3 separate regions of the Homo sapiens genome follow, and all the other regions are linked to region 3. The links are chromatin loops, found by intact Hi-C in ENCODE. Cell type or tissue: PC-3. All regions are shown on one strand.

The links. A loop is a pair of places that touch in the nucleus more often than their neighbours do. Peaks named below come from ENCODE experiments on the same cell type or tissue, not always from the same donor. Only the 100,000 strongest peaks of a DNase experiment are listed, where the experiment ranks them.
Region 1: a loop joins it to region 3, with 2.2 times the contacts of the local background. A loop is called at or near these places in 4 of 110 quality-filtered maps.
Region 2: a loop joins it to region 3, with 5 times the contacts of the local background. A loop is called at or near these places in 25 of 110 quality-filtered maps.

The regions. Positions count from the first base shown.
Region 1 is chr7:108,064,221-108,069,220 of GRCh38, forward strand. LAMB4 (laminin subunit beta 4) reads right to left here. Exons shown (of 34, transcript NM_007356.3): 19 at 3,796-3,939; 20 at 2,149-2,380; 21 at 1,542-1,699. Among named protein-coding and RNA genes, the nearest start is that of LAMB1, 64 kb to the left of the region's middle. RefSeq lists a silencer at 3,680-3,904. In PC-3, no CTCF peak of the experiment used is centred here; a DNase peak (open chromatin) is centred at 2,481.
Region 2 is chr7:108,092,797-108,097,796 of GRCh38, forward strand. It overlaps LAMB4 (laminin subunit beta 4), which reads right to left. Exons shown (of 34, transcript NM_007356.3): 12 at 2,432-2,541. Among named protein-coding and RNA genes, the nearest start is that of LAMB4, 35 kb to the right of the region's middle. In PC-3, no CTCF peak of the experiment used is centred here; a DNase peak (open chromatin) is centred at 2,795; H3K4me3 peaks cover 522 bases; H3K27ac peaks cover 314 bases.
Region 3 is chr7:108,014,164-108,019,163 of GRCh38, forward strand. It overlaps a transcript of LAMB4 not described here. Among named protein-coding and RNA genes, the nearest start is that of LAMB1, 14 kb to the left of the region's middle. In PC-3, a CTCF peak has its summit at 2,768 (motif pointing left); DNase peaks (open chromatin) are centred at 1,088 and 2,888; H3K4me3 peaks cover 610 bases; H3K27ac peaks cover 3,693 bases.

The DNA.
Region 1 (5,000 bases), 50 kb after region 3:
TCCAGGCTTTCTTCAAATACCATGGAGCTGTGGGCACAGGATTTCTAGATCCTTATATAATCAGCATCACACTAGCGTGCCCCAGGACCCAAGACTAATCTCAGCCCCTGGTCTCCTGGGGCAACCCACTCTCAGTTGATCCTAGAGGTGAACTAAGGTGAAAATAAAGCAGGCCTGAAGAGAAAGTCCCAAACAGCAATAGCTGTCACTTCTAGAAGTGAAGATGAGCAAGAGCAGTTTTCATGACATATGAGCCCTTGAGGGTGTTTCTGTTAAGCAGTCTGAAGGAACCACCTTTCTCTCTAACACTCTTTACCCTTGCAACCATGAGATGACTGCGGCTTTTTAGGTGCCCAAACTGTGGCTCCACTCTCCACATTTTGGTTCATCCCACTTGGAAATGTTCACTTAGCCCAAACATGGTCTCAGTTCTTAAAAACTGACCAAACATACCAAACCATGCATTGGGAAAGAGGCTGCAAGGGAAGAGGTGAGAATTAACTGTTAACCTTAGATGTAACAAATGAGGGGAAAATCAGGCATGTAATTTATCGTGATGGTAATTATCATTAGTATTGCCATAAGTTCTACATATCATTAAATCAAATAGACTTCATAAGTTATCTTCTTATTTTCAGTAAACATTCACACTCATGTTTCATGTGTAAATACCTTTTTTTTTTTTTTTTTAATTTAGAGACAGGGTCTTGCTCTGTTGCATAGGCCCCAGGCTGGAGTGTAGTGGCATAATCAGAGCTCACTGTAGCCATGAACTCCTGGGCTCAAGCGATCCTCTTGCCTCAGCCTCCCCAGTACCTAGGGCTACAGGTGCAATCCATCATGCCTAGCTAATTTTTAAAATTTCTCTGTGGAGACAGGGTCTTGCTTTGCGGCCCAGGCTGGTCTTGGATTCCTGGCCTCAAGTAATCCTCCCTCACCCACTTCCCGGCCTTCCAAAGTACTGGGATTACAGGTGTGAGCCACTGTGCCTAGCCCTCTTAAAGTCTTTAAAATAAAATTTTCAATTGAGCAAGAGATACATGTTTTGAATTAAGACTTATGTGATGGCTGTAGAATGCCCAAATATTGCTTCAAGCTACCTGAAAAAAATTAGTAATGTCTGTGAAATATCAAATTGAATATTTGAAATTATGTAAAGAAAGCATTTGACTAATTCCATTTATTTTTTAGTTGCTTGTTATATATAATATATATGCTACTTTATCACATTTATATCTTACTTAACGTGATAATTTTATTTTAAATAAATTAACTTGATTTGGTCTCATTTGGTCAATTAGTTTTCTAGAACATTATTTGCAAACAATCATAGCTCAGTGGCTGATGAGTTTTAATTGTCATTGGTTTGTGAATCATTCAAATTCTTTGTTCAATAAAGCAGCTATTTATCACATTGTGTCTTCTTACCATTTCTGCACCACACATTTGTCCAAGACAGATAAGTCATGAATATATGATCATTTTACAGATTACAGTGTGGGATAAAGAGAAAAAATTGCATCAAGCACTATACTGCATACCCGTATAACCTTGAAGACAATTGCAGATTACATCTGAGCTCCACAGATTCTGATAACAGGAATGGGCAAAATACTGATTGCTTGAGGGATCATCTGGACACAGGCAAGGACGACAGGGCTGTCCTGAAGAAGGATTTCCATAGTAACCATCAATACACCTGTCAAGACAATTTCCTTTCACCAAAATGTTTCCAGGAAAAGATCACATGTTAGCCAATGACGGTTTGCTATGCTTTAAAACAGTGCACCTCTGAAAACTGAATATTTTAGAAGATGTTCATTTGCTCTGCAAAACGACTTTTGGTTTTTATATCAAAAGTCTCAACGTATGGTCAATTAAACTCTATGTAATAGCACTCGATTTACATGTCACATTTGAGGAACATAGAAAGTAACATGCCAGGCAAATGTGTGTTATTGATTTAATCCTGCATTTTCTGGCTCGTAAGATGATTTTGAAGGGTGAGAAAGCAATGCTCTCCCCGACCTATAACAGTCCTCCCTCCCACACTTAAATATTGTTGAGTCTCTACTCAATGGATCTCTATTAGGAGATTGGAACAAAGTGTTAAAGACCTAAAAATTAAAGTGCATATGAATTCCATACCTTTCACAGTTTCTGCCAGTTGTAAAGCCTCCACAATTGAAGCATGACCCTGTCTCAGGATCACAAAGTTCAGCAAACCTATTACAAGGGCAAGGGTGGCAGCTGGGAAATCCAAAGTAGCCTGCCAGGCAGCGATCACAGCGGCGGCCAGACACCTCTCCATGGCAGGGGCACTGTCCTGTTACTTGGTCACATACAGTGTCCTTTGATCCTTGAGGATGGCAGTGACATGCTGGATGAAGCAAAGAGAAGTATGCTGGAGCGGGGATGAGTGGTGTGTGGTGGTGAAAGAGTTACAGTTCTGGTGTCTCATTTCCTTTCCCAATCCCAGTGAACTAAGCAAGCCTGTAACGTGCTTAGGACACAGCATATAATGAGTTCCAGGTAAACGTTAAATAACAATTCACTGAGTCACTGGATAAACAGTATGTTGCGAACAATTGGGTTTAATTAACGTTTGTTGTTAAAAACAAGTAACATGTTTTTAACGACTTAAACTTCCATATATCTTAGGTATATTAATATAACCTCTAGTATTAATATTTTAGTATTAATATAGTATATATAAATACTATACTAAAATAATGGTATAGTATTAATATAATCTCTAGATTATAAACCATATAAGAGCCCATCTTAACATGGTCAGAGTTTTCTTTTTCCTAGACAAGATGGAAGAGGCCCAATCCTTTTCTGATAAATTGTTGAATCCCTTGAGCCAATCTTCCCTGTGCCAAAATGTGATGCCAGTTTATGTGATAGGGTGGCGCATGGAAGAAATGTTTGTTCCTTTGTCTAGATCCCTCTGTGTATCTCAGGCATTTTGTAACTTTTCTTAAAAAAAAGAAAAGAAAAGAAAGCAATGATGGATCCAATGATGGGCTGGGTAGGTGGCCATGCCCAAGCAATGCCCAGGAAGGGGAACCATTTCTCTGGATTATGATTGAAAAGATATGTTTCCCTACTTGGAAAGGAAATTAACCTACCTGTAGGTTTTCATGGTTCCTAAGGTAGGAATCTGAGGGAACAGTATTTTCACTAATGATTTACACTGTGAAGAGAGAACTATATACCTGAACATATTAGCCATGAGAGCTGTATTATCAGCTGTGGATGAAGCCCCATCTAAACCTTTATCAATGGGTGACTTATAAAATGAGTTACAAGGCTGTTTGCAAACCTCGCATCAGAAAGGGTGATATCCTCATTGGGAGAAGTCTTGTCTGTGGTGACAGCATTGTCCCTTTCTTGACTCCCCAATCTTATCATTGTTTTAGCCTTTCCAGCCACTGGGTTTGTGAGCTAGATCCTCAAGCTGGCTTTGCCAGCTCCCTTCATGGTGTTCCACGTTTTAACTGAACTACCAACCATTTGACACAGACTGCAAACTTCCAGAGGCATGGACTATGCCTTGTTCATTACTCTCGGTTCCTAATGCAGCTCTGCCTACAGTCAGGGCCCATTGATGAATGGATGAATGAAGTGTAGCAAAAAAATGTTCAGTATATTTTATGTACATAGATAGTCTGAATAATGTAGTCAGGTTTCCAATCTCCTTCCCATTAAAACCCCCCTCCATGACTTTGCCTGCTGTCAAAATGTCAAGACTGTGAGCAAGTGTTTCCCCTTGTGTGTTTTGCTACGTACGGTGACAGCCGTGATGCCCCAAATCATAGCTTCCAGTTGAGCACCTGTCACAGCAGCGCCCGACCACAAGAGGTTTACACTGGCACTGGCCTCCAAGTCGGCTGCAGCTGGATCCGACTGAGCCCTGGGGGTGACACTTGCAGGCTGCAAGGAACAATGGAAGGGAGGTAGAAATGAATGAAGAGGCAGAGAAGCACCTCACCTTGTTAGTAGCTATAGTTCACCTCTCTCTCATTTAAGACCTCTTTAATACTCAACTCCCTCATCTGTTAAATAGGAATAATATAGAATCTGCCTTGTGGGATTGTTGTATGGATAAAAGGAAATAAGTTCTGCGAAGTAGTTAGAATAGTGCTGGTACATAGGGTGCTCAATAAACATTACTTAACAAGTTAACAGACTTAAAATTGGTTTTAAATAATTATTCTAATGTAATTAATACTATTGGCATTCTTAATACTTCAATTCCTGATGTTCTACATTGGTGCTGAATTATACCTACTACTTTATTTTTTAGAGACAAGGTCTCACTCTGTTACTCAGGCTGGAGTGGTGTGATCATAGCTCACTGTAGCCTTGAATTCCTGGGCTTAAGCAATCCTCCTGCCTCAGCATCCCAAGTAGCTAGGGCTACAGGTGTCTGCCACCATACCCCTTACTAGTGTTTTGTTTGTTTGTTTGTTTGTTTGTTTTTCTGAGACTGAATCTCATTCTATGGCCCAGGCTGGAGTGCAGTAGTGTGATCTTGGCTCACTGCAACCTCCGCCTTCCCAGTTCAAGTGATTTTCATGCCTCAGCCTCCCGAGTAGCTGGGATTACAGTCACGTGCCATCACACCTGGCTAATTTTTAGTAAAGATGGTGTTTCACCATTTTGGCCAGGCTGGTCTCGAACTCCTGACCTCAAGCAATCCACCTGCCTCAGCCTCCCAAAGTGCTGGGATTACAGGTGTGACCCACCATGCCCGGTCCCCCTTACTAGTTTTTTATTTCCCCCTATTCCATATATTTCATGACATGGTGGGTACCCTGAACTCATAGCTCTGTCCTAATGGAAAAAGCATTTGCCTAACATTCAGGAAGCCTCGGCTGTCATTGTAGCTGTCACTCTATAGCCATGCTTCTCAACTGAAGGATGATTTTGTCCCTTAGGTGACATTTGACAAAGTTTGGAGACATTTTTGGATGTCACAACTAGGGGAGGGC
Region 2 (5,000 bases), 79 kb after region 3:
GGGAGGCTGAGGCAGGAGAATCGTTTGAACGTGGGAGGTGGAGGCCAGAGTGAGCTGAGATCGTGCCACTGTACTCCAGCCTGGATGACAGAGTGACACTCCATCTCAAAAAAATTTTATAAAATGAAGGGGACAGGAAGGTTGTCCATGTAATGTGTCAAGTGGAAAAGAAATGGGAGCCTTAACAATTCCTCTCACATCATCAGTTATGCTCAATCTGGGTTATATAAATCCTATCGGAATAGAAGTTCTTCTACCAGCCTATGTGTAACTGCCTGTATTTTTCCCACCCCACAGACGGAGTCTTGTTCTTTTGCCCACACTGGAGTGCAGTGGTACGATCTTGGCCAACCTCCGCCTCCCAGGTGGAAGCAATTCTCCTGCCTCAGCCTCCCGAGTAGCTGGGATTACAGGCGCCTGCCACCACGCTCGGCTGATTTTTGTATTTTTAGTAGAGACGGGGTTTTACCGTGTTAGCCAGGCTGGTCTTGAACTCCTGACCTCGTGATCCATCTGCCTCGGCCTCCCAAAGTGCTGGGATTACAGGCATGAGCCACCAGGCTCGGCCGTGTAACTGCTTTTAAAAAAACTGATAGGTTCCCTTACCACAACAACCCCTGGGAATTTTACCCATACAATACTGAAATACTTGGAGGCAGAGAAATCCTTCAAGCTAATTTTGAGATATTACATGAATACCACACTTTAGCATAGGCATTTGTTTATCAATCAGTTGTTTTGGCATAATAACATGAATCCATATGAGAGAGTCAACTCTATTGTTCCAGACTTTTTCCATCATTGCAACATCTTGACCGTTGTTCAAAATAAACAGCTGGTGAGATACAAGTAACTATTTTCTAAGTGTTATAATATTTAGTATAAAATGCTAAAAAAAATTCTCCTCCCACACATCTCAATTGAACATGCTCCGATAAAACTTAAATTTTAGTAGGTATGAAATTCTCTTTGGAAATGGTCTTGTTAAGCATCCATATTTTTTGTATCTTGGTATAATTTTATGCATGATTTTACTCAAAAAGGTGTCTTTTAGATATTAAACATTGATGTCTTTGGACACAATGCGACAAAGGACTTGATGTTTTTCCCCAAACCAAAACTTCAGTTTAAGAAAAAAAAATGATGTGATAGGAACTGCTTCCCACAGGATGTGGTTGTGAAAACTTCCTCTAGGACAGGGAATGCTGCCATGCTGGCCACCTCAGGGCAGATCCAGGGCACCATCAGAGAGATGTGGATGTGGAGAACCTAGTGGGTGCATGGGCTCAGCCACGATGGACAGTTCCCCCATGGGGGGGGTCCCTGTTCAGTTATTTTGCTTGCTTGCCCTGCAAGCAAAAGTGAGTCTGTACTGCACACGTAGCAGTTAACCAGCCAGTGAAAAAAGTCAGCCTGAGCCTAAGCTTTGTCTGGAATTACATGATTTGGTCGATCACATAATTTCAGGATTTGTTGATCCTGTAACCAACTGTGCTCCTTTTTTTGTGTTACACACTTATGGTCATGGAGGTTGGCGTGGCTGACCTTTCTCTTTAAGGTACAATTTTCAGATTTTTTGACTTGTCTTCCAGAATCCCTTCTTCATATTTCCTTCCTTGCTTCTTTCCCCCACCCCCTCTGCCCCATCCTGTTTTCAGTAAAATGACTTAAAATATCAGCACAAAACCATGTCCTCATAGGCATATGTTTCTTATTCATCAGCTACATTTCTTCAGACACATCGAGGTCACTGTTCTTTTATTAGGTTAAGATTTTGTGGGTTTTTTTTTTTTCTCTCTAAAATGTCATGGTGAGCTGCCAAGATTGGAGAACAAAGAAAAGAGTTGGGTTTGAACTCCCCAATTGCATCATGCATTTCTTATGGAGTGAATATGTTTTATTTTACTAATTTTAGATGATACATCTAAAATTGTATGTTTAGTAGAGTCTGTGAAAAATCCAAGAGTTTATTTCCCACAGGAATCTAAAATACATTAAACCTAAGCTTGTTTTTTTATAAGACCTTATCCAAAACATTTTTAGGAAGGGAGTGGTAGGGATGATAAGGGGATTGTGTACAAGGGATAGAAGAAAGTTCTGGTGGCCCAAAACATAGACAGATAAATGTGCTTCTATTCTACTGCTTGGCATTTTCAGGAAAAGAGTGGATAAACCTAATAATATCTGTGCCTGGGTCGGTTTAGTCCAGTCCAGTGGTGAGCTGGTAAATGTTTAACAGGCAGCTCAATGCAGGGGTGAGGGGAGGCTGATAGGTAGTGTTTGCTGATTTCTGTAGTGTAAATACTCATACCACTGGAGTATTAAAACACAATAGGACAAGAAAGAGATTAGCAAAACCAAGTCTTACCTAGGCAATGGCAATAGAAATCTGTATCACTATAGAAAAGGGAAACTATAGGCAAATACATACAGTGCATTCTTCGCAGTGTGCTCCGGTGACATATGACAGGCACAAGCATTGGCCTGTATCCACATCACAGGTCAAGAATGGCAGACTCCCAAGGGGGTTACAGTCGCAGGCTGAAAGCACAGCATACACAATTATTCTCATTCTTAATTCCTCCACTCTTGCAAGTGTACTTAATAGCTCACACAAAGCAAGAAGCATAACCGCAAGAACACAGAGAAGCCTGCCCTGCCAGGTTTATTGTGTGCCTGGCTGCGTGATTATTGTTTTGCATATAACCTCACAGAGGAAATCCTGTGTCAGGCACTTCCAGAGCCTCATGTAGTTTTACTGGATGGCAATTAGGAGGAGGAGACAAGTAGGTGTAGCTAGTTGTACATGCTGCAGTACTGGCACAGTAACCCTAAGTGATGCTGACCAGGCTGGTGACTCAGAGGCAGGAGTTTCTGGGAGTCATGGTTATTACTGATCGCTCCTTCTCTGGCAGATGCATCTGGAATCCCACTCTCTCTTCTCTCCTTTAGTACTTTGTTACTTTTTGTCTTAATTCCCCCCTCCTTCTTCTCCTCTACCCGTAGACATTTCTGAGCCCTGCATATGTTGCAAAGGCTAAAAAGACATGCTACCAGAGCAAGGAATACACTTGCAGCAAATACCAACGTTCATGGAAATAACCCAAATGTCCCATTGACTAATGAATGGATAAATAAAAGTGGCACCTCTGTACAATAGTATGTTATTCAGCAATAAAAAATAAAGACCGATGTAATCTGCAATATGGATAAAACTTGAAAACATTACTAATTGTACCATCTTAACCATTTTAAGCAGGCAGTTCAATTGTGTTAAGCACATTAACATCGTTGCATAAACAAACTCCAGAACGCTTTTCATCCTACAAAACTGAAACTCTATGCCCTTTATATAATAACTCCCCACTCCTTCTCCCCTCTAATCCCTAGCAACCACCGTGCTGCTTTCGGTCTGATTTTGACTACTCTGGGTACCTCATATAAGTGGAATTATATAGTCTTTGTCTTTTTGTGACTGCCTTCTTTTACTTTGCATAATGTTCTTAAGGATCATCCATGTTGATGGATGTGTCAGAATTTTTTTCCTTTTTAAGGAAGAATAAGATTCCATTGTATGTAAATACCACATTTTGTTTACCCACTCATCCATCAGTGGATACTTGGGTTACTTCCACCTTTTGGCTAGTGTTGCTGTGAACATGGAAATACAAATATCCCTTCAAAGCTCTGCTTTCAATTATTTTGGGTATATATGCAGAAGAGGGGTTTCTTTTGTGGGGGGATGAAAATGATTGTGGTGATGATTACACAACTTCCAATATACTAAAAATTATTGAATTGTTTACAGGGTGAATTGTATGGTATGTAAATTATATTCAATAAAGCTGTTATGGGCTGGGCACAGTGGCTTATGTCTAGAATCCCAGCACTTTGGGAAGGTGAGGCGGAAGGGTTGCTTGGGATCAGGAGTTGAAGACCAGCCTAGGAAACACAGTGAGACTCCGTCTCTCAAAAAAAAAAAAAAAAAAAATTAGATGGCTGTGGTGGCACATGCTTGTAGTTCTAGCTACTTGAATGCTGAGGTGAGAAAATTGCTTGAGTCCAGGAGTTTAAGGCTGCAGTGAGCTATGATTGTGCCACTGTAAGCCAGCCTTGATGACAAAACAAGACTCTGTCTCTCTCAAAAAAAAAAAAAAAAAAAAAAAAAAAAAAAAATTTAAAGCTGGTATACACCCCCACACACCAAAATAATGTTCAGCCTGTTCTTGGAGGACATCATTTTAGTCAGAGAGTCAGAGAAACATGTGGAATGCTGAAAGGTATGATGGGAAATTGGTTTGACTATATAATTCATTATCATGACATTTAATTTTGCCATCAAACTTAAGAAGAGCGTTTTATTACAGAAAGATTCAGACCAATGTTTTCTAAACATGCAAATAATCCACAGTTCCTTATATGGGCAAAAATATGGAGCAGGAGGCTGTGACCAAATGGAAATTATTTACCCAGGGTTTCTGAGGAATCTGTAGCTCTACGGAGGCCCGGAGCAGCTCTAAATTTCTGTGATCCTATAGCTAAGGGTCTGCTCATTTGGCCTTAGAAAACTGCTGAGGTGTTTTTCTATTTCCGCTCCCCCGCTTCCCTGAGCTCTTTAATTATTTTTTCTTTTATCAGAGAACATATGGACCAATATTAGAAGGGGTGTGAGAAGAAAGGGGAAACATAATTTAAAAAATAAAAAGAGGCCGGGCATGGCGGCTCACGCCTGTAATCCCAGCACTTTGGGAGGCCGAGACGGGCGGATCACGAGGTCAGGAGACAGAGACCATCTTGGCTAACACGGTGAAACCCCGTCTCTACTAAAAATACAAAAAATTAGCCGGGCGTGGTGGCAGGCGCCTGTAGTCCCAGCCACTGCACTCCAGCCTGGGTGACAGAGCGAGACTCCGTCTCACAAATAAATAAATAAATAAATAAACAAACCACCACTTGAAAATTGCCTAAGATGACATCAATCTTGCAGAAACACATAATGT
Region 3 (5,000 bases):
TTTCTTGTGGATGTATTTTCAGTAGTGATCCTTTATGTCGGGCAATGTTCACATCCCCAAGAAAAGAGTGTCTTCTGGCCAGCTAAAACTGGGAAAAATAAATCAAGCTTGCTGATATTCTGTAAAATATGCAGGTACTTTCTAGAAACTAGAGTTCGTTTGAGTTGAGTAGGAAGTGTTATGGTCTGTTTGGGTTTGGATGCAATGTTACAGTAGCCACGATTAATTTTTGTTAGCCACTTCCTGTGCTCATATGTTCCAATCAAAATATGTTTAGCTGTGTTGAGTTGAGAAAGTTGTTTTTTTTTCCTTACAGAGAAATGTTTACACAAATGTTTAAATCTTTCAAATTGTCTACATATTATTCATCTCCCCAAAGTGGGTTAAAAGAAAATTGAGTTTAAGGAGAAAATTTAGTATAGACATTTCTATTTATTTGCTGTATACAATGTATGATTGCCGTATAGGAATGTATGATTGCTGTATAGGAATGTATGATTGCTGTATAGAATGTATGATGGCAGTCTGAAGGATTGAAGACTAGAACTGGTTGTTGTTTTTTTTTTTTTTCTTTTTTGAGACAGGGTCTTGTTCTGTCACTAAGGCTGGAGTGCAGTGGTGTGATCTCAGCTCACTACAACCTTTGCCTCCCTGGCTGAACTGATCCTCTTACCTCAGCCTCCAGAGTAGCTGGGACCACTGGCGTGAGCCACCACACCTGGCTAATTGTTGTATTTTTGTAGAGACAGGTTTTCCCTATGTTGGCCAGGCTGGTCTCGAACTCCTGACCTCAAGCAATCTGCTAGTCTTGGGCTCCCAAAGTGTCAGGATTACAGATGTGAGCCACTGCGCCCGGCCTAGAACTGAGATTTTAAAAAGGAAAAATTCTCATTTAAGACATCCTATCAGTCATATCTAAATAGGTTGGCTTCTTTACACTGATCTGTAAAAAAATGTTAGATTTCTTGTTTCCAAGTAAAAGTAATTGTTCTCTTGATCCTGAATACTTAATCTTTTCCATTCATATTTTGCCTTCCCTAGATGAGTCACAATGCAGTGTGTCTAACACAAAGCTAAACCTGAATGTCATAAAGATCCCAGTGTTTATCTTTAGATATGGAATGTTTATACAGCTTTCCCAAGCTTTGAGCTTCTTCCCATGGTACGAATCTTAGGAATTCTCAAACAGTGGTTTGGTTGTTAAATATTCAGGCTCTATTTAACTTTCATTTCTAATCCTTTCTAGAAAGTTCGCAGTGAGGTGCTACCTTTAATTGGCTCAATAAACTAAGATTCAAGAGAAAATTTTGACTTAAATTGGATATTCACTTTAACAGAGGTAGTAATCTGGATTTCTGTTTGGGTTATGACAAATTCCTAGAAATTAGTTGTATATCATATACAACTAGTGTTTCCAACCAAGTAGTTATTCTAATAGGTTATTTTTTGTTTTCCTATATAATCAAATAAATTGTTTTGAATAAATACATTTGGTAACATCAAGCTTAACACCTAAAATTTAGCCTACTTTGTTATTTCTATATGTAGTCCTATTTTTAAAAACAGCATGGGAAGTTTTGAAGACTTTTTTTTTTTTTTTTTTTTTTACTTAAGACTCTTAAAACAATCCTATTGAATGTGTTTAATAGCTACAACTGTATATTTGCTTAGTTGGCTAATCTCAAGAAACATGCTAGTCCCCCCAGATTATACAGTTTTGTTCAATAACATTTCAAAGATGAAGTATTTCTATTTGGTTCGCTTTGTCTTTTGTTTTCTTTCAAGCAGAATTACTTCCTGTGAAATGTTTCACATGTCTCAAATATTTGACTTACAGCTTAGGTCATTTATGTAAAGAAATCAGTTATTCATTTTAAGAAAATGATTCACTATTTGATGGTCCATTTAATACAGCCTAAGACCAGTTAAAAGAGAAGTTGTCTTGGAAGAGGGTGCAACAAACTGAGTATAGTCGCAGGGCACATTTCCCATCACACCTGCCTTGCCATTTCTTCCAACTAACAGAGTGGCCCTGGCTAGGTTAGCCTTAGTATTCTTCAGAAAATGAGGGGGTAGGACGAGGGAATTTTTCAAATCTCTTGCATTTTGGAATTTTTTTTTTTTTTTTTTTTTTTTTTGAGATGGAGTCTCGCTCTGTTGCTCAGGCTGGAGTGGAGTGCTGCGATCTCAGCTTACTGCAACCTCTGTCTCCCAGGTTCAAATGATTCCTGTGCCTCAGCTTCCCAAGTAGCTGGGACTACAGGCATGTTCCATCACACCTGGCTAATTTTTCTATTTTTAGTAGAGATGGCGTTTCACCATATCGGCCAGGTTGGTCTCAAACTCCTGGCCTCAAGTGATCCGCCTGCTGCGGCCTCCCAAAGTGCTAGGACCACAGGCATGAACCACTGAGCCCAACCTATTTTGGAATTTCTTAAACCTCTTTCCTGAATGACAGGCAACATCAGTGAGAAAAATCATATGTGAGAGCTGATACCTGCATCTAGTGTCTCTAAAAATTAACCTAGCTGTGTTAGTAGTTTTCTGACAGTCATTTTATATCTTTCCTCATCAGAGGTAATATCTTCAGCTAGTAGATTTTAAGGTTTTTTTCACTATGAATGTTTTATTGACTAAATATTTCAAAGTCTTCACTGTAAGGAAATAACAGTACTAAAGATTAGATTTTAGTTCTTGGTGCCATGTTGGGATGACTGGAGAGAGCTTTGAAATATAGCACACTTAATCTGTTGCCACCTAGTGAATGTGAGATAAAGTGCAGCCAACCTCCTGCCTCCTAGTTTTGGTGTTTGCCATCAAAGTGAACTGTGGTTGTGTGTGGAACTATGTCAGATACTGCTATGAATCTTAGACACTTAACTGTTAGTCACAGAGTTTATGAATATGAAGAAAACACTGTATCTCTGCTCAAAAACTCTGTACATTCTGATTAAATATGTGTAATACATGTTGTGGCAAGCTTACTTTGTATCACTGAAAGCTCGTTCAGCTGGCAGGCTGAATCAGAGGCAGGTTGTTAGGGAGGGGGAAGCCTTCTAGAGTGGCCACTTTTAACATGTAATGAGTAAAGATAAAGATTATATGTAGGTTCAAGTTCTTCAGAAGAGAAAAGCTAGGTGCTGATGGATGAGCAGGTGTTAAGAGACATCCTACCTAGGCTGTTTCATGTTGCAAGAAGAAAAAATAAATTGCTTTTTTTCTGGCTCTCTTCCAAGGGGAGAGAAGAAACAGGGTGGAGGGCAGGAAAGGTGAAAGAACAAAACAGGGGACTGTCTTCTCATAAAATTGGAGTCAATTTATGGAACTAATACTTAAAGTGAATAAGTATTTATTTAGAGTGCTCCACACTGTGCTACATTCTCTAAAGGACTTAAACGTGTGCAAATGCATGCTGTGAGTCCTCATAAAACTTGATGTCTGGTTAGAAAAGGCATATCAGCCAAGTGACAATACAGGAACTCCAGAAAAAGGGCTTTGAGTGAGGCTAGAAAAGGAGCCCTAGGGCTATAGGAAAAGGTTAGGTTTGGGAGAGAGATGACAATTTTAAAGTAGGCAGGACCATAGGAGCAATGGTTCAGAAGGAGAATGCAGGTGTAACTTACACAGTGTAATAATAGTGAGGTCTTGAAGGATTCCTGTAATATCTCACTCTTCTCAAAGCTCTTTCATTCGAATTAGCTCTGTAACCCTAGGAGGGAGACCAGGTATATTTATTAGCATTTTACAGCTAAAGGAAATGAGGACATGAAATTCAGGCAGGCTGTGAATCGCCTAAGGTCATGCAGGGGACAAACCATGCTCTTCGCATTTATCACCTGATCCTTGGTCCACTGTGCCCATGCAGCAGGGCATAGAGGACAATTTTAGCAGTTTGGCAAGGAGTTGGGGTACCCGCAAAGAGACTAATGAGGATGCTGGTTCAGCTGCTGTAACAGAGGCCAAAGTCACAGGCACCTAAGGAGATGTGTGCTTTTCTTTATGTGCAAGTTTAAGCTGGTTGTTAGTCCAAAGGAGTCAGACACACACAGTTTTAATCCACAAGGGCATTGTGCCTCCCCACATCTATTTGCCCCCTTCTCTGTGCCTGTGGAGGCTGATCTACATGGGAACATCACCCCAGGCCCTTGGTTTAGCCAATGGGAGCCACCAGTAAGAGACTGGACATGGAGGAGCGTGCCATCAGGGCATCCATGCCCCAATGTCCTCTGCAGGGTTGTCGTGGCTGGTTGTATCCCTTGTCCAAAGATCACAGCTCCTGTTAAGAGGCCCTCCTGGCCAGGCGCGGTGTCTCATGCCTGTAGTCCCAGCACTTTGGGAGGCCGAGGTGGGTGGATCATGAGGTCGGGAGATCAAGACCATCCTGGCTAACAAGGTGAAACCCTGTCTCTACTAAAAATACAAAAAATTAGCTGGGCATGGTGGCACGTGCCTGTATCCTTGAACCTAAGAGGCGGAGGTTGCAGTGAGCTGAGATCGCGCCACTGCACTCCAGCCTGGGCAACAGAGCAAGACTCCGTCTCAAAAACAAAAACAAAAAAGAGGCCCTCCTACACAGTCTGCCTTCAATGTTCAGTTGTCACCCTCTCGCTTTACCCCTCAAACCAAGGGTGGGGATGTCCCCTGCCTGGTGCTGGCTCTGGGATGCTGTATTATCTTTTATGGCTTTCATCCACCCTACCCATATCTTTGTAAATAGCTCCCTTATGGAACTGCCCCAGGTGTGTCCCGTGTTTCCTGGTAGGACCCTTACTTGTACAGTCAACCAGGGACCTGTTTCTTCCACCTTGTTTCACAGTATTATCTTCATGTGCATGGGGATAGCCGGCTCTCCATATTCCCACCCAATTGAAGGTAGGGGGGAAACAAATGGAGGGTGTTTTTGTTTCCTCTTGTTGCTGTAACAAATATCCACACACTTAGTGGCTTTAAATGACATAAATTTATCTCATAGTTCTGTAGGTTAAAAGTCCAATTCAGGG